3 separate regions of the Homo sapiens genome follow, and regions 1 and 2 are each linked to region 3. Evidence: chromatin loops called from intact Hi-C (ENCODE). Cell type or tissue: CD4-positive, alpha-beta T cell. All regions are shown on one strand. Links, peaks and the distances in the headings refer to the core of each region. The heading gives the core; the rest is flanking DNA.

Region 1 (6,288 bases), core at 368-5,367, 210 kb before region 3:
AACATACTATCTTCTTTTTTTTTTTTCTTTCTGAGACGGGATCTCACTGCATCACCCAGGCTGGAGTGCAGTGGTGCGATCATGACTCACGGCAGTCTCGACCTCCTGGGCTCAAGTGATCCTCCTGCATTAGGGCCCCGTGAGGCTGAAACCACAGGTGCATGCCATAATGCCTGGTTTAATTTTTTTGTATTTTCTGTAGAGACAGGGTCTCGCTATGTTGCCTAGGCTGGTCTTGAATTCCTCACCTCAAGTGATCCGCCTGCCTAAGCCTCCCAAAGTGTTGGGATTACAGGCGTGAGCCACTGTACTCAGGCCAACATGCTATCTTCTTAATCAATACATATACTTTTTTATTCTGAGGGGCCACAAAGATGCTGTTGTTTCTGGTTTCCTGACTGTGTGTCGATCCTAAGAAGGTTCAGAGATTGTGTTTTAATAAATTCAGTTTCAAAAACACGTAAATCAACAATTTCACCACACCCTGCTAATCATTCCAAAGCCAAGAAAATAAAACCATTTCTTGAGGAAACTTAAAAAGAATAGAGAATGAAAGGAGAGGATCATTTAATAGTGAGGATTCTATTTAAAAGAAAAAAAAGCATGACTTGGAATTCAACAAATAAGACAGTGATACCACTGTTAATAATCATTGTTGGATAATGTAGGTTTTCCAAATACCTGAAATGTTCTTATTTAAGTGAGAAAGTAAAAACAGTATTTAAAAAATGTAAATCTTTCCCTAATGTGTTTAATGTATTATACATACTTCCTACATTTGAGACATAATATGTTGAAGATATATCACTGTGCAAAAATACAGTTCCTTAGTTCCTTCTCAGGGTCTATTTGCTCTTTATGGCTTGATATCTCTTCTCTCATGCTCAGAAACTCTATTATTACTGTTATTATTTATTTATTTATTTATTTATTTATTTGAGATAGAGTCTTGCTCTGTTGCACAGGCCGGAGTGCAATGGCGTGATCTTGGCTCACTGCAACCTCCACCTCCTGGGTTCAAGTAATTCTCCTGCCTCAGCCTCCTGAATAGCTGGGACTACAGGCACGTGCCACCATGCCCTGCTAATTTTTGTACTTTTAGCAGAGACAGGGTTTCACCATGTTGGCCAGGCTGGTCTCGAACTCCTAACCTCGTGATCCACCTGCCTCAGACTCCCAAAGTGCTGGGATTACAGACCTGAGCCACCGTGCCCAGCCTTATTACTGTTATTATTAATTATTGTTACCCTGGCTATCCCTGGTATCCTTTGCCATTTTTACTTGCTGGGAACAGGGAAAAGAGGAACCTGGGCTTATTAAAGACTGAGTCAAGGCCCAAGGCTTATCCTGGAGCAAAATGCAAAATTTAGTGCCCGCGGATTTTCTGTATCTGTTTTGGCCCCCCAGAGACCCATTTTTCATTGTTTCTTGTCCACTGCCATGTACTTAGCAGTTGAAACTTCATTAGATAATATTGGAGGGAATAACCAGCAGGAAACAATATAGCCACTTTGGAAATACTGAGTATGTAATGAATATTCATAACACAGTATTAATCCTTAGGACTTTTCTTTTTCTTTTTTTTTTTTTTTGAGACAGAGTTTTGCTCTTGTCTCCCAGGCTGGAGTGCAACGGCGAGATCTCGGCTCACTGCAACTTCCGCCTCCGGGGTTCAAGCGATTCTCCTGCCTCAGCCTCCCGAGTAGCTGGGATTACAGGCGTCTGCCACCACGCCCGGCTAATTTTTGTGTTATTAGTAGAGATGGGGTTTCACCATGTTGGCCAGGCTGGTCTCGAACTCCTGACCTCAGGTCATCCGTCCACCTCAGCCTCCCAAAGTGCTGGGATTATAGGCATGAGCCACCGTGCCCAGCTTAATCTTTAGGTTTTATAACATCTGAGCAAACCAGAAGTATTTTTCACAAAATGAAATCCTTAAGAGGATTTCCTGGGAACAATTATTAAAATTTTCTGAAAGGGAAAGTTTTTACAAAGGATATAAGTCATTATGACTATGTGGATAAGATATAAAATTCAGCATATATCAAGAAAAATTGTACCTATAAACTTACCAATTTTTAAAAACATGGAAGACTATTAAATGAGCTAAGAAGTGAGATTAAGGTTATATAAAAAGAGGCATTTATTTCACAATAAAGTTGAGACTGAGAAAAATTTTAGTGTATCAGGGTATGTTATGTTTTTGCTATGATAAATGGATATTATCTTTGAAAAAGCAGACTTTCTTAATCAAGTGGCTGAATACATTGTTCTACTCCACATAGCCAGCAGGGGGCAGAAATAATCTAAAGCACAGAATTTTGATTTTCCACTCCCAGAGGCTCTTAGAAGTTCCCGTCCTTGAAGGCTTTGAACCTGCTCAATTGAAAAGACTTATTTCCTCACTGCTGTGTTCATGGATGTTAATTTTGCCTAATTTCAATCTAATTTGTCCCTGCTTGGGTTGATGATCTAAAATTCATTTAGCACCCATGCAGTTTTTATTTGTGACAAAGAGCCACCTCCTGATTTTCACTGCTTTTCATTATGATACAGGAGAAAGACTAAGGAAAAATAAATGTGCTCCAATTTCACGGAATTCCAAAGGATAATGGAAATGTCATAAGCATTCAAAATAACCACTTTGTGTAACTTCTCCGGTGGCAGGCATCTTTCACCCTGAAGTCACGGGAACAACGCTGAGGGGCAGCCAGAGATTATGTGGGCTTTTCCATGGGAAGAACCACTCTACGTTATCACCTTCTACATAGTAAGTGGACTTTATTTTTTATTTTACTTTATTTATTTATTTTACTTTATTTATTTATTTATTTATTTGAGATGGAGTTGCACTCTTGTTGCCCAGGCTGGAGTGCAGTGGCACAATCTCTGCTCACTGCAACCTCCATCTCCTGGGTTCAAACGATTCTCCTGCCTCAGCCTCCCGAGTAGCTGGGATTACAGGCATGCGCCACCACGCCCAGCTAATTTTGTATTTTTAGTAGAGACGGGGTTTCTTCATGTTGGTCAGGCTGGTCTTGAACTCCCGACCTCAGGTGATACGCCCGCCTTGGCATCCCAAAGTGCTGGGATTACAGGCGTGAGCCACCGCACCCAGCCATGGACTTTAATTATAAAGTAATAATCACAGTAAAACTGAAAGAAAGCCAAGCCAAGGGGCTTATAAGCTGTGAGAAAATCACTGAGCTTAGCATCTTTTAGCCATCTGGTGTCTCCTCTTTACCTGTGGCTTCTTCCTTTGTTTGCCTGGTCATATTTATAGTGAATGGCTTTCAGAGTGGCTGAGGGGGAACTGGGGCCCAACATTTCTAAAAGAAAAGGTAATTGAAAGTGATAGAAATTCAAGGAGAGTTTCCTTAAAGAGCACTTCTAGGGGGAAGTCCTACTGGAATTGGTCTGTGCATAGAGAGGAAACGCCTCTTGCTCCAACAGTTTCCTGCAAATCAGATCACTGCATGCAAAATGGGAGAAGAGTTAGGGCCCTTGCAACCTCAAGGGCAATCACATGCAACCAGTTGCAGCACATGAGACTTGCAGGGCACATTCCAAAGACATGCTCCAAAAATTTAACTAAAAATTTCCAAAGTGCAATCAGAAGGTCTTCACAATTCTAAAGGATCCATTTATGACAACAGCCACATCTAAATTTCCTAGAACTACAGCATTGATTTTTTTTTTTTTGAGACAGAATTTTGCTCTTGTTGCCCAGGCTGGAGTGCAATGGCGCGATCTTGGCTCACTGCAACCTCTGCCTCCCAGGTTCAAGCAATTCTCCTGCCTTAGCCTCCTGAGTAGCTAGGATTACAGGCATGCGCCACCACACCCAGCTAATTTTGTATTTTAAGTAGAGACGAGGTTTCTCCATGTTGGTCAGGCTTGTCTCGAACCCCCGACCTCAGGTGATCCACCTGCCTCGGCCTCCCAAAGTGCTGGGCTTACAGGCATGAGCCACCGCGCCCAGCTGATTTTTTTTTTTTTTTTTAACACCTACTATGTATTATTCTGGAGACTGGGCTAATGGACATGAGGACTCAAGGCGGAACCCAAAGAGATCACAGCTCTGGCTGAAGATGCAAAGAAATGATTTGGTGATTACACTTTTCTTTGTTATCTCTAGCTACCCTTCATTAGCATGAATGATTGAGAGATTACGATACTTAAAATGCTGGCATACAATATACAGTCAGCTCTCAATTTCCAGTGTGCAACGAAATAACTGAGGCTCTCTAAGGCTTACCCTAAGTCCCAGGGATCTGCTAGGCAGCTCAGCACATCCCCAGCTCACACCCCTTCACTGCTCAGCCTGTGTGTCTGCACAGACTGCAGCCCATCTTGAGATTATCCTAAGTAAAAAGGAACTGATTGGGTAAAACAGCTATAAAGAGCCACAGAAAGCTTTTCAAAGCAAATGTAAAGAAACCTAAAATAGCTGATGAGCCAGAAGCCCTCCCTTGAATGAATAAGTGAGTGTTAGCTATGTTTTTAAAAGTTACTGACATGTTATTCTAGTTTACATATGACATCGATTTTCACTCCTCTGCTCTTTTATGGTGCAGGCCGTTTTACTAGTCCCACAAAAGTGTTTCCACTCTCCATGTTCTTGGTTTTATGACCGAAATAACCTCCACGTCAAGCAACTTTAAGGGATCGAAATGTCTGGAAGAGAGAGGTGACACTGCCCAATTTAGATCCAGCTCAGGTTCTGCAGCAACAGGGTCTGGGTGACGACATGTTTCTATGGAAGGTTGCGAACCGGGCATCTGCAGTATTTCCCAGATCAGTTTACATGTGCATTTGTGAAAGGGTGGGCAACATGTTTTAAAAATTCTACGTACACTTGTTTGGGCATGACTCTCTATGTCATCCACAGGGGAGGAATGCTGATTGCAAACTTTTATGTTGGTTTGTTCATGCATGTTTTTCTCGTATTCCCGAACATCATCCATTGTCATATCTGAAAGAGGTCAAGATGTTGGCAACTTCCGTTATTAGATGCAAACTTTCAATGGGGACACTTTAGGGAAAGATGGTAGCTGAGCAGTAGCCAAGGAGGTTTAAAAAAGCAGAGACTTGTCTAACTTTATGATGAGTAAGTCATAAAGTTAGCTAAACCAACCAAAGGGGGAGTGAGGGCAAGGAAGTTAAGTCAAAATAGTCTTAGAACAGAGAAGAGTGGAAATTATTTAGGGGTGATTCTTGTAAAGTGAGCTAGGTTTGGGTAGAAAGTATTAGCATGTGGGCAGTACCATAGCCTGAGATCTCCTAAAGCATCATTAGAAGATCCCATTGGGGACAGAGGGTCAGTTTTGCTTGGTTTAATACTTACCTTCCACATAGCTTTCAAAATAGATTTAGAGGTTGTTTAAATCAATGCATTCAACAACAGAAAGGACACTTTCATTGCTGTTATAGGAGGCAGGATGTAGAAGGCAGAGCAATGATATTCACTGGTACAATTGAGATTTGGTGCAACTTGCACACAGATGTAAATTTGCACAGAATGCATGGCGTCAGAGAGTGCAGGTCTATACTGAACCTCAAGTCTTGGCTAACAGCTTGAAGATGGCTGGCACTACTTCCACCCACACTGATCTAAAAATAAAATGGCACATGACATGATTTTTGGCCCAAGTCTGCAGTTTTTCAGTATTTCAGGATAATGATCTCTTAATCTAGTGGTTCTCAACGGGGGACAATTTTGTGACATTTTTGGTTGTTAGAACTAGGGAAGGGGTGCTACTGGCATCTAGTGTGCAGATTCCAGGGACACTATGGAGCATCCTACAATGCACAGGACCCCCAGCCCCCAACAAAAAATTATCTGGTCCAAAATGTCAATAGTACCAAAGTTGAGAAACCCTGTCTTAATCCAACTGATAAAAATGTTCAGGCCAGGCATGGTGGCTCATGCCTGTAATCCCAGCACTTTGGGAGGCCAAGGCGGGTGGATCAATTGAGGTCAGGAGTTCAAGACCAGCCTGGACAACATGGTGAAACACCGTCTCTACTAAAAATACAAAAATTAGCTGGGCATGGTGGAGGGCGCCTGTAATCCCAGCTACATGGGAGGCTGAGACAGGAGAAGCACTTGAACCCGGGAGGCAGAGGTTGCAGTGAGCTGAGATCACACCACTGCACTCCAGCCTGGGCGACAGAGTGAGACCCTGTCTCAAAAAAAACCAACCAACCAAACAAAAAAAACTTAAATAAGGAACCCATCCACCTTCAGTATGTGAAATGCATATAAATAACAATTAGTCTCACTTC
Region 2 (6,288 bases), core at 774-5,773, 130 kb before region 3:
TGCTGAAGACTTTTTTTCAACCAAACTACGAAATAATTCCCTCGCTTATCACCCACTGTTCCATCAATTCAGTCAGCCAGTTGAGGGCAGAAAGCTTCCATCTCTGAGGCTTCCTACAGAGGTCCATTCTGGCCCCAGGATCTGCTTCTGAGCAGCTGAGGTGGAGTGTGGAGAGAGAAAGACACACAATCAAAAGACCCCAGATCTCAGTTTTGTCAGCTATTCATTGTGTGGCCTTGGGCAGTGTATTAAAAACATCTCTCAACCACAGTTCCCTCATCTGCAAACTGAGCATTGAACTTATGTGCTGTTATGAATATTAACTGAGATAATACTCAGTACGATGCTCTCTTAACTAGAAGTGTTAGGTATTATTCTTTGGTGCTGGGACTTAAAAGGAGCTCCACAAGTGTTTACTGGCTTCACTTGATGTCCTGATAACGGCGCAGGTGGCTGGTTTCTGTCTGGCACTGGAAGAGTTTTCCGAACTGGTTCTAAGAGCATCTTCCTGTCCATTACTTATTATTTTATTGTCCATTATGATTCCCAGGAACAGCCCACAACGGATAAAAGGACTTACTGTACTCTTTTTACTTACAACTAACATAATTTAGAAGGTTGACAGAAAAACACGAGCCACTAATGCAATTTCCCCCAGCTAAAATCTTCATTAAGGAAAGGTCGGGAGGTTTTCAGGATGAAGATGCAAAACCGGGGAAATTCACGATAAGCCCCGGGAGGACTCGCCACAGGCCGGAGCAAGCTCTGTTCCCAGGCTGGACAGCGGCTGCCAGCTGGCAGGCGGCGTGAGTCCAAGGTCTTGCAGACCATGGAAAATCCGTAAACGGTTCAGGACAAAGACTTGCAGAGCTGTCTCCTTCTCCATGCAGGGAGCTATGCTGAGAAGTTTTGGCTGTGGGTATTTTGAGATGTCCTTTGGCACTTGATCTCAGCTGAGGAAGGCACATAGGGACTATGAGATAGGAAAAATAAATTATTCAGACATAGGGCTCTAGGAATAGAGCTCTCGGTTCAGCTTTGCTCCTGCCAAGGAGCCCCTGGGTTTATCATTAGCCTTGTTTTATTTTATTTTATTGTTTTGTTTTATTTTATTTTATTTTGAGACAGAATCTCACCCTGTTGCCCTGGCTGGAGTGCAATGGCGCGATTTCGGCTCACTGCAACCTCTGCTTCCCGGTTTCAAACGATTCTCCTGCCTCAGCCTCCTGAGTAACTGGGACTACAGGCGCATCCCAACGCACCCAGCTAATTTTTTATTTTTAGTAGAGATGGGGCTTCATGATGTTGGCCAGGCTGGTCTCAAACTCCTGGCCTCAGGTGATCCGTCCGCCTCAGCCTCCCAAAGTGCTGGGATTACAGATGTGAGCCATGCCCAGTCATATTTTAATTTTTTTTGGAGAGGGAGTCTCACTCTGTTGTCCAGGCTGGAGTGCAGTGGCAAGTTCTCAGCACACTGCAACCTCCGCCTCCTGGGTTCAAGTGATTCTTGTGCCTCAGCTTCCCAAGTAGCTGGGACTACAGGTACATGCTTTCACGCCTGGCTAATTTTTGTATTTTCAGTAAAAATGGGGTTTCACCATGTTGGCAAGGCTGGTCTCGAACTCCTGACCTCAAGCTATCCACCCGCCTGGGCCTCCCAAAGTGTTGGGATTACAGGCGTGAGTGACCGTGCCTGGCCTAGGACTGTTTTATTTTTAACTTATTTCTTTTGCTTTTGGGTCTTTGAGGCCAATCTCTCTGGTGTTCCTACGCAGATCCTCTTTCTCTGAGAATCTGCTTTCATAAGAAACAACCCCTCCTTCATATGTCACCAGCATCCTGCTATTAGCCTACCAGCCTCCCCTTCTAATCCAGGGGAAGCTGACTTGACCCAGAATTGAGGCAACCCAGCTCTGCCTTCCATCCATGTCTGAAGATGTGTAAAAACTAGACACATGGCTGGAAAGCCATTTTCCCTCACTATTCCAGTTGATAAACACCCATTATATGGCATTACATCTGAGAAAATTCCTAGTAATAAAAGTTTTTGAAAAAAATCAGGTAAGGGATGTTATTACCACGATAATTCCTTTCAGAATATTTGCCTCCCTGTAAAACTTGGAAGGAGAAAAATATTCCTTTGACAATGCTTCTTTAAGATGGGAGTGACTTATTTCCCTTTCCTCACTGTGAAAATTTAAACTTTCAACCAGACTTTAGAGCAGCTGACTCCATGTACAGTTTTTTTTTTTTTTTTAAATCTATGAGACAGAGTCTCGTTCTGTTGCCCAGGTTGGAGCAGTGGCACCATCTTGGATCTTGGCTTACTGCAGCCTCTGCCTCCCTGGTTCAAGTGATTCTCCTGCCTCAGCCTCCCAAGCAGCTGGGATTACAAGCATGCACCACCAAGCCCAGCTAATTTTTGTATTTTTAGTAGAGACAGGGTTTCACCTTGTTGGCCAGGCTGGTCTCAAACTCCTGACCTCAAATGATTCGTCCGCCTCAGCCTCCCAAAGTGTTGGGATTACAGGTGTGAGCCACCGCGCCTGGCTCTACCTACAGTCTTATTTCATTTTTAGAGCCAAAGACAGCAGATTAGTTACATGAGAGCACGTGCTCCAAGGCTAAACTAACCTAGAATTGAGTCCTAGATCTGACACTTGCTAGCTGTGAGGCTGTGCAGACCGCTGGCTCTCACTAAGCCTCAGTGTCAGTTGTAAAATGGGGATATTAATATCTGTGAAGATTTCATGAGACTGTGGCTATCTAAAGACAGGTTGGCAAGATGCTGGGCTCATGTAAATATTCCTGCCAATATCCGTCTGACCATCACCATTATTATGAGTCAATATCCACATGGCTGCCATCATGATTACTTCTTACTCTTGAAGATGTTACTTCCTAGCCGGGGCCTGCTAGTCTAATCTATACCCTCTTTGCCTTGCTTTTGATGAGAAAAGGGGCACAGGCGAGCCTGCTTGCTCCAGCTGTACTTTGCAAAAAGGCCATTAGATGGGGCCCTGCCATAATCACTCAAGTCAGCAAGTGGCTCTGACTTTGAAACCTGGGGAAAAGGTGTGAGAAGACAATTGAATCCTGTGAGTACTGCTCAGATTGATCAAATGAACCCACTGGCTCTGGTGTAAGAGGTGACCCAGGGGCCTGGTGTGGTAGCTCATGCTTGTAATCCCAGCACTACGGGAGGGTGAGGCAAGAGGATCACTTGAGCCCAGGAGTTGGAGACCAGCCTGGGAAACATGGCAAAACCCCATCTCTACAAAAAAAAAATATCAAAATTAGCTGGGCATGGTGGTATGCACCTGTAGTTCCAGCTACTTGGGAGACTGAGGTAGGAGGATCACCTGAGTCCAGGAGGTCGAGGTTGCAGTGAACCAAGGTTGTACCACTGCACTCTAACCTGGGCGACAGAGCAAGATCCATCCCCCCAACCACCAAAAAAAAATTCCCAAGGTTAGTGGTCACTTGTAGAATGAGTGGCACTTTTCCAGGGCCCTCCTCCTCCAGGCCCCTGCTTTCTAGCCACACGCCTCATTGGTGATTGATGATGACTGCTGTTATTTACAGACCACCTGACCCCTGGCTTCATGAACTCTCTGGACCATGCCCAGGATTCCACTTTACCCTACTTTATATCCACATCTTTATGATTTCAGTGTCCACATGGGCAGCCCATCAACACTATAGGCCCAGCCTCCTCATTCCTTTTCCTTTCCTTCTCCTCCAACGACCTTCACCTCCATTCCACCTCTAACCACTTCCCTTCAAGCTCCACTGGGGTCTTGAATCTCCTGGAATTATTCCACTTCTGAAATCTGAAAGCTCTAGTTACTTTTGCTCCAACCCCAACCTGTATTCTCTTACTCTCACTCCCAGGACACTTTCTCCTTGACCTCACCAAGCTCTCCAATTCCCAAGAGTCTTCACTGGACTCCAAAGCTCATTTTGACCTTCACTTGCTCAATTTTTCCATACTTTGCTGAACCTACCCTGAAGACAAATCCTGAATCAATTCAACCATTTCCTGTGCTCCTACACGCAGGCTGCAAAGCACAGCTGGGAAAACGCCACAATTATGTAGGCTGATGGTACCACTCATTCAACATTTCCCAAATCACCACACTGCCAAGACTTTCAAGCAATCCTTTGACGCTTCTCATCCATTTCCCATAAAGGTTATCTTTGACCTTTATTACCCTCCTTCAGCCCCCTCTTTCCTGACCCCTTCCTTTACAGGAGATGACCTTTCTTCCCATATTACTGGAAACTAGAGACCTTCTGCGTGTGCTCGTCACTCTCTGCCCCTTCTCCCCCTCCTTGCCTGCCCTGCTTTTCCTTCTATTTCAGAGGTTCACGAAGACCATTCACTTTCTGGCTTCCCGGGGGCAGGCTCTTCCTCTTATTTTCTTTCCCTCCTTTTTCTTTTTGAGACAGGGTCTTGCTCTGTCACCCAGACTAGAGTGCAGTGGCGCAATCATGGCTCACTGCAGCCTCAACCTCTTGGGCTCAAGTGATCCTCCCACCTCAGCCTCCCAAGTAGCTGGGACTATAGGCACGCACCACCATGCTTGCCAAATTTTTTAATTTTTTTTTTGTAGAGATGGGGTCTCACTATGTTGTCCAGGCTGGTCTTGAGTTCCTGGGATAAAGTGATCCTCCTTCTCCAGCCTCCCACAGTGCTGAGATTACAGGGATGAGCCACGGGGTGCCCAGCTGCTCTTCCTCTTGTAACTCCAAACTCACTGGCCTACCAGCTCCTTCCTCAGTATTTCACAGTTAAGTTAATGTATAACATTGTATCATTTGATAGGCCCACATTTGTTTCTTGTGTTCTATGCCTTGCCCTGGGTTTTAGAATCTCTCCTTTCATTGTCTTCATTGACCAGCTGTTGCTAATGAGAAGTCCACTATTAGGATGAGGATTGTCCCTTTGTACGTGATCTGTCTTTCCTCTAGAGGAGCTCTTAAAAAAAAATCTTTGATAATCTGCAGTTTCATGACAATGTGTCCAGGTATAGATTTATTTTTAATCCCTTTAGGATTTAGAGAAGTATTAGAGGGTATCCAGGCTGCTTGGGGTGAAATCCCACCACCCAGTTGTGTGACCTTGGGCAAACTACACACATTCTCTCTTTTCCAGTTTACTCACATGTAAATTACTCTTATCCAAGGGATATTAGAGGATTAATGAGTTAATACATAGAAAGCATATAGAAGAGGGTCTGGAACATAAGGGCTAAATAAGTGTTTACCATTATTGTTATTACTCAAATATACGTTGATGTAAGGATTTATGTCTCTCTTCAATTCTAGAAAATTCTCAGCCTTTATTGTTTCAAATATTGCTTTTCTGTTATTTCCTCCATTGTATGGTTGGTGCAAAAGTAATTGCATTAAAACTAATGGCAAAAATCGCAATTACTTTTGCACCAACCTAATATTTTTCTGCTCCTATGAGTTAGCTATATGGCAATTCTCATTCTTTCTCCCTAATTTAACTATGTATTTAAAAAATTCTTTGTATTTCTGTGCTATGAAATGGGTTGTATTTCTCAATACTATTAATATCTTCCAATTCACTAATTATCTCTTCAGTTGTATCTAGCCTAGTTTATCTGATCCACTTAGATTTCATTTCAATGATTCAGTCCCTGAATTTCAAACTGGTTCTTTTTCAAATCCTCTGTTCTTGTTTCTTTTTTGGTTCCTAATTTCTCATTCTTTTAAAATGAACATTATTCCTTTACTTTTCCCTCTGAGCAGCCCGAATATACTATTTTAATCAGGTCTGTCTACAAAGTTATTTTCTTCGGCAGTAGATTTACATTCTGACTGTTGATACCTTGGCTGTCTTCATTAATGTTAGATTTGCGGGGTCGTTTTTGAGTGGGAGGCTTTGTTGTTATTGTCACTGTTGCTGCTTTTTTTTCTCCACCTCCACTCCCTGACTCCTCACACCAATCTCTAGGTTTTACAGTTGCCTTCTAAGAGCAGAACTACTACTGTAAGCCATGGCCCAGGCATCAGACACAGGGGATTCTTTTCAGGTTCCTTTCACCTGAAAGAATGAAAAGAGGGTGGGGAGGCCTACCTCCAGCCTCTTTTTTCAAACAGTGACCCTGGCTCTGGTGGCCCAGCTTGCATTGAGTACTTTTAGTCCTATTGCCATAAAAGACCTACATCAATACCTGCCTGACCCCAAGACCCAGATTCCAGTCAATCCAGGCTACCCTCATCCTTCCGAGTTTTTGATCCACGAGTCCAGCAATA
Region 3 (6,288 bases), core at 771-5,770:
CTTGACACCGAGGTAACCTGGCCTGCCCTCTCCACTCTGTGCTGGTACCAACTGCTGAGGTTGCTGTGGGCAACAGAGGAGAACAGAGAGGCTGGAGAAGAAAGAAATATATATATATTAAAAAAAAAAAAAGATTGAAGAAAGTCGCAGGCTCAGTTTGGGGTTCTTTCAAAACCTCTGAATTCAGAGGAGTGAGCATTGGCCAAGTCTTCTTGCTAGTGGCAACTAATGAATGGCTTCTGTGCGTATAATTAGCGCTCCAGTCTCCCCAGGTCAGATCCTCAGAGACCTCCCAACGCTTGCGGAAAAAGAGGGCCACAGAGACCCTTTCTCAGTGACATCCTTTCAAGGGATTTCACCAATGGGGACAAGCCTCCCTTGTTTTTTCAAAGTTTGGTTTGTTGTTGTTTTTCTTTGGGGGAGGAAGGTTGGAAGAGATACAGGAGGTGGCAGAGGGGAGCTTGGAAAAGAGGAGAAATAAAAGGGGAACCAGCTCTAGCCTGTCTCAGAATGGTCTTTCATCAAAGGGGGTTTGTTGTTGAAAACGGCAGAGAAGGGATGAATAAGCAGCCAAGGCTCTTGGTTTCCCGAAAAGAGGTTGAACAGGGACTGCTGTGTCTCTTTTAGGCGCTACCCAAAATGAAAGTACAGATTTAGAAAAGATCAGACTGGCTCTCATATAGCACTGGATTTTAAGAAATGAACTAAAAAAGATCTCTTTTCAAAAGACCACGGACAGCCTTTGCTGGTGAAGAGTGCTGCCCAGATAGGAGCTCCTCAACTGAAACTCAAGTCCAGCAGGGATGAAGCCTGTTTCTAACACCAAAGGCTGCCCAGAGGCCCACACAGCCTTCATTTCATTCCAATATTCCAAATCCAACATCTACTGAGTACCTTCTATTTCAGAAAGGAAGAAAGAGGAAAAGGCACTGCCTCCCAGTTTTCCAATACAAGCAGAGTGTCTGAGCTAGAGGTAATGTAAGAGAATCTTAGGGGCCGAACCAAACAAGTTGAACCTCTCATCCTCGGGGAAGCCAGCAGTGACATGCCATCACTCTCAACAGGAAGGACCCAGAGGCAGCCCACAGGCCTGACTTGGTGACTACATTATGACACACCCAGAAATCAAGGGCTGTGGAACACTCAGCTGGCCATGAGCAAGACTTTTTTTGGGGTGGGGGTAGTTCTGGACTCTCTCATGGCTTCAACCTGGGAGGCACATGGAACCCTCAGGGTAGAGGGAAGCCCAGGGCCCTCGATGGAGGCCACTCACACTAGGCCTTGAGTGCTGTCTGAATGGTAAAAATTAAACAGACCTGATGCGGTGGCTTATGCCTGTAATCTGTAATCCAAGTACTTTGGGGGGCTGAGGTGGAGGATCACTTAAGGCCAGGAGTTCAAGACCAGCCTGGGCAACATAGCAAGACCCTGTCTCTACCAAAAAATAAATAAATAAATAAAAATGAGCTGGGCAGGCTGGACACGGTGGCTCACGTCTGTAATCCCAGCATTTTGGGAGGCCAAGATGGGTGGATCAGCTGAGGTCAGGAGTTCGAGACCAGTTTAACCAACATAGTGAAACCCCATCTCTACTAAAAATACAAAATCAGCTGGTGTAGTGGCATATGCCTGTAATCCCAGCTACTTGGGAGGCTGAGGCAGGAGAATCGCTTGAACCCGGGAGGCAGAGGTTGCAGTGAGTGAAGACTGTGCCATTGCACTCCAGCCTGGGCAATAAGAGTGAAACTCCATCTCAAAAAAAAAAAAAAAAAAAAAAGAGCTGGGTGTGTTGGCACACACCTGTAGTCTCAGGTACTTGGGGGGCTGAGGCAGGAGGGTCCCTTGAGCCCAGAAGGTAGAGGCTGCAGTGTGCTGCGATCATGCCATTGCACTCCAGCCCTGGTGACAGAGACCTGTCTCATAAATAAACAAATAAGACATCCTCCACAGACACCAATGGATAGCACTGTATGTCTGATCTCAAAAGCAACACTCAGAGTTTCCAAACTTCGCCATGCACAGGAATCATCTGAGAACCTTGTTGCAATGCAGGTTCTGATTCAGAGGGTCTGGGGTGGGGCCTGAGACTCTGCATTTCTAACAAGCTCGCAGGTGATGCTGATGCGACTGGTTCATGGACCACACCTGGAGGAGAAGCGCTTCAACCCCAGGCAGCAGGTTAGAATCACAGCCCAGGACCCAGCCCTGGCCCGGCCCCGTTAATCCATATATCTGGCCAGGCACAGTGGCTCACACCTGTAATGCCAGAACTTTGGGAGGTGGAGGTGGGAGTATTGCTTGAGCCCAGGAATTCAAGACCAGCCTGGGCAACATAGTGAGACCCCATCTCTACAAAAAAATAAACAAAAATTAAAAAATAAATCTGTATATCTGAGAGTGAAGCCAACCACTAAGATTTTTTTTTGTTTCCCAGGTGATTCTTATATGCATCCAGAGTTAAGAACCCACTGGCTGAACTAATTCCAGCTCTTGCTATCAAGCAGACATATGGACCTAAGAAATTTAGTCTCTAGGCCGGGCGTGGTGGGTAACACCTTAATCCCAGCACTTTGGGAGGCCAAGGCGGGTGAATTACCTGAGGTCAGGAGTTCAAGACCAGCCTGGCCAACATGGGGAAACCCCGTCTCCACTAAAAATACAAAAATTAGCCGGGCATGGTGGTGCATGCCTGTAATCCCAGCTCCTCAGGAGGCTGAGGCAGGGCAATCACTTGAACCTGGGGGGACAGAGGCTGCAGTGACCCAAGATCGTGCCACTGCACTCCAGCCTGGGTGACAAAGCGAGACTCCATCTCAAAAAAAAAAAAAAAGAAAAGAAAGAAATTTAGTCTCTAGGAATCTGTTTCATCATCAGAAATGTGGGGATGTGTTGGTATAAATGGATTGGTATCAAGACAAATTTAGTCTTTGAAAGCACTTTGGAAGGGGATAGAATATAATAGTTGTTTTGCATCATATTATCATAGCTTCTTTGATTAGAGTGAGGAGTTAATACTGTCCCTCAATATCAAATTCCACAAATAAGGACTGCATGCTAGCTCTATGGGAGACACTGGGGTTTTTTTACGTTAGAGACCGCTCTGTTGCTCTGTTAACTTCCCACAGCCCAATGCCTTAACTGACAGTCGACTGAGAAATGGATTGGAGGTCCCCATGGCATCCCAGCCAGAACCTTGAAAAATCCTCCTAAAATTGTTTCAACTATGGATTCCTGGCACTGAATCCTGATTGTGCTTACTGATGCACAACCTACAAAGCAAACACGCATTCCCTCCCCTTCCAGTCCTCCCTAATCCTGCCAATCCTATCCTCCCAGGTGGTAACAAGGTTCTCTGCTGCCAACTTTCAACTTTCTGTGCAATAAACAAAGCTCCCTCGCAGCAAAGGGCATCAGTTCTGCCAGCCACCAACAGATGGCATCAGCGGCTGTACGAGGTCGTCGCAGCCTCTGCCTTGGCCTTGTTCCTCAATCTGTCGTGTTCGCTATGTTTGAAATGGCAGTGTCTTGTTAAAAACGTAGGGAAGGTGACAGAAAATTAGGCCCCAGTGCAAGCATCTTTGGACAGTCAAATGAGAGTTGTAAAGGAGTAAGAGTCCCAAACACCCCGGGCTGTTTTATGAAACAAACCAATGTTGTACCCAGCTCGGTAGGCGTCACGTTGGATTTAGAACAAATGGGCTTTCAGAAATTAACCTATGAGAAGAGCTGCTGTGTCCCCAACTGTGATAACAATCAAGTTGCTTCCCACGGCCCACACAGAAACCGCGCAGAAAGCAAAACACCCTCCACCGCGAGGAAGGCTAGAACCACGGCAACGCTTTTCAGAACCAAAGACCCTCTGCGAACCAGAACTTCATTTCCTCTTCATTCATCTGTGCTGTGTGCTGAAAGGACCATCCGCTATTCCCAAGAAAGCAGGGCCCTCCCTCATCCATAGCGTCAACGTTGAGTGTTCACACTAGAGCAGCTTAGCTCTTTCTGCAGAAAATTAATAGGTGAATGCCATCATCTTAGTCTTTCAAAGTAATGGTCAAGAATCCCGTGGGCTGGATGCAGTGGCTCATGCCTATAATCCCAACACTTTGGGAGGCTGAGGTAGGAGGACTGCTTGAGCCCAAGAGTTTGAGACCAGCCTGAGCAACACAGTGAGTCCCCCTCTTCAAGAAAAAAAAAAAAGCCGCCGGGCATGGTGGTGTGCACCTGCAGTCCTAGCTTCTCAGGAGGCTGAGGTGGGAGGATTGTTTGAGCCCGGGAGGTCAAGGCTGCAATGAGCTATGGATCATGCCACTGCACTCCAGCCTTGGCAACAGAGGGAGACAAAAAAATAAAAATAAAGAGAAGAAGAATCCTACGGATTGCCAGAATTGTGTGTGTTAATTTTAGATCTGTGGTTCTCAGCATGGGGCGATTTTGCTCCCCAGGGCACATTTGACACTGCCTGGAGACATTTTGGTGGTCACTGCTGGGGAAACAGGAGAGGGCACTAAAGCATCTAGAGGGTAGAGGCCAGGGATGCTGCGACACAGCCTGCAATGCACAAGACGGCTCCCACAACAATGAATTATCTGCTCCAAATGTCGGCAGGGCTGAGGTTGAGAAACGTTACTCTAGAGGCCAGGAATTTTGGCCAAGACAATTAAAATTCCAAAAGTCAACTTCCCATTGTCGTCACAGAAAACATCTTGACGGAGAAGACAAAAGCTAATTAGTTGGAACTCCTTCAAGTTCTCCTTCCTGACATGGAAATCGACCCTCCCAAACTTTCCTCTTACCCATTTGTGGGAACAGGGTGTCCCTTGTTTTTGCCAAGACCCCCACCTCCGGATCTCCTTCTCACTGACCTTCCTAGGAACTTCGCTCCATCCACCGCCCATTCCTCCCCCAGCATCTATGCTCCTCCTCCCCACACCTCCTGCTACCTGGCTCACAGTTAGGTTAACTTAAAGTAGTCCATTTTCCCATCTTAAAAACATCTCTCACCCAGAGAATAAAATAAGTACTTGTGAGTCCACACTGATATAAATAAATGAGAGGATAGATAAACAAATACCTGGAGAAGAAACAAATTTCCCTTACAGAAGAATTCCATGTAATAAAGGCAGAAGGCATGGGAGAATAGAAAATCACCAGGAGAACATTACAGTAATAATAGCTGCAGGCAGGGTCCACTGAGGAATGTTAAGTTCATGGGCAAACTTTAAGGGGAAACAGGATACCTGCATAGGCTCAACACATCCCTCCAAAAACATTTATTAGCCAGGTGAGGTGGCATGCACCTGTAATGCCTGCTACTCTGAAGGCTGAGGCATGAGCATCACTTGAGCTCAGGAGTTCAAGGCCAGCCTGGGAAACATAACAAGACCCCATCTCCAAAAAATATTAAAAAGCACACCAGGGCCGGGGGCGGTGGCTCACACCTGTAATCCCAGCACTTTGGGAGGCTGAGGCGTGCAGATCACGAGGTCGGTGAAACCCCGTCTCTACTAAAAAAATACAAAAAAATTAGCCGGATGTAGTGGCGGGCGCCTGTAGTCCCAGCTACTCGGGAGGCTGAGGCAGGAGAATGGCGTGAACCCAGGAGGTGGAGCTTGCAGTGAGCCGAGATTGTGCCACTGAACTCCAGCCTGGGCGACAGAGCGAGACTCTGTCTCAAAAAAACAAGCAGGCCAGGTAAAGTGGCTCACGCCTATAATCCCAGCACTTAGGAGGCCGAGGTGGGTAGACAGCTTGAGCCCAGGAGTTCAAGACCAGCATGGGCAACATAGTGAGACTCTATCTCTAAAAATAAGAATAACTTTTAAAATAATAAAAATACATTAATTGGCCGGGCACGGTGGCTCACACCTGTATTCCCAGCATTTTGGGAGGCCAAGGCGGGTGGATCACGAGGTCAGGAGATCGCGACCATCCTGGCTAACATGGTGAAACCCCTTCTCTACTAAAAATACAAAAAAATTAGTTGGGCATGGTGGTGCGCACCTGTAGTCCCAGCTACTCAGGAGGCTGAGGCAGGAGAATGGCATGAACCTGAGAGGCAGAGCTTGCAGTGAGCCGAGATCAGGCCACTGCACTCCAGCCTGGGCTACAGAGCAAGACTCCGTCAAAAAAAAAAAAATACCACATTAATTATGGTGCTGGTTTTAGCATATGTCCACAAATTCTTTGAAACCCCTCCCTGTAGGAGGCAGGGCCTAATCTCCCTCCCCTGAGTGACTCACTTCTAATGAATAGACGGTAAGCTTGTCCAACCCGTGGCCCAGGACAGCT

The links. Hi-C counts contacts between places; a loop is a spot of excess contacts. Peaks named below come from ENCODE experiments on the same cell type or tissue, not always from the same donor. Only the 100,000 strongest peaks of a DNase experiment are listed, where the experiment ranks them.
Region 1: it touches region 3 in a loop (6-fold over the local background); 31 of 110 quality-filtered maps call a loop at or near these places.
Region 2: a loop joins it to region 3, with 2.7 times the contacts of the local background. A loop is called at or near these places in 27 of 110 quality-filtered maps.

Annotation. Positions count from the first base shown.
Region 1 is chr17:67,685,753-67,692,040 of GRCh38, reverse strand. The region is part of intron 8 of PITPNC1 (phosphatidylinositol transfer protein cytoplasmic 1); the gene reads right to left. LOC101928045 (a long non-coding RNA gene) reads left to right here. Exons shown (of 4, transcript NR_188294.1): 3 at 2,668-2,770. Among named protein-coding and RNA genes, the nearest start is that of NOL11, 29 kb to the left of the region's middle. In CD4-positive, alpha-beta T cell, for the core only: CTCF peaks have their summits at 2,092 and 2,292 (motif pointing right); a DNase peak (open chromatin) is centred at 2,310.
Region 2 is chr17:67,599,912-67,606,199 of GRCh38, reverse strand. The region is part of intron 5 of PITPNC1 (phosphatidylinositol transfer protein cytoplasmic 1); the gene reads right to left. Among named protein-coding and RNA genes, the nearest start is that of NOL11, 110 kb to the left of the region's middle. RefSeq lists an enhancer at 2,810-3,319. In CD4-positive, alpha-beta T cell, for the core only: CTCF peaks have their summits at 2,802 and 3,002; a DNase peak (open chromatin) is centred at 3,019.
Region 3 is chr17:67,472,731-67,479,018 of GRCh38, reverse strand. The region is part of intron 1 of PITPNC1 (phosphatidylinositol transfer protein cytoplasmic 1); the gene reads right to left. Among named protein-coding and RNA genes, the nearest start is that of MIR548D2, 4.3 kb to the right of the region's middle. RefSeq lists an enhancer at 1,107-1,296. In CD4-positive, alpha-beta T cell, for the core only: CTCF peaks have their summits at 3,231 and 3,430 (motif pointing right); DNase peaks (open chromatin) are centred at 1,088, 3,458 and 4,527; H3K4me3 peaks cover 1,354 bases; H3K27ac peaks cover 4,248 bases.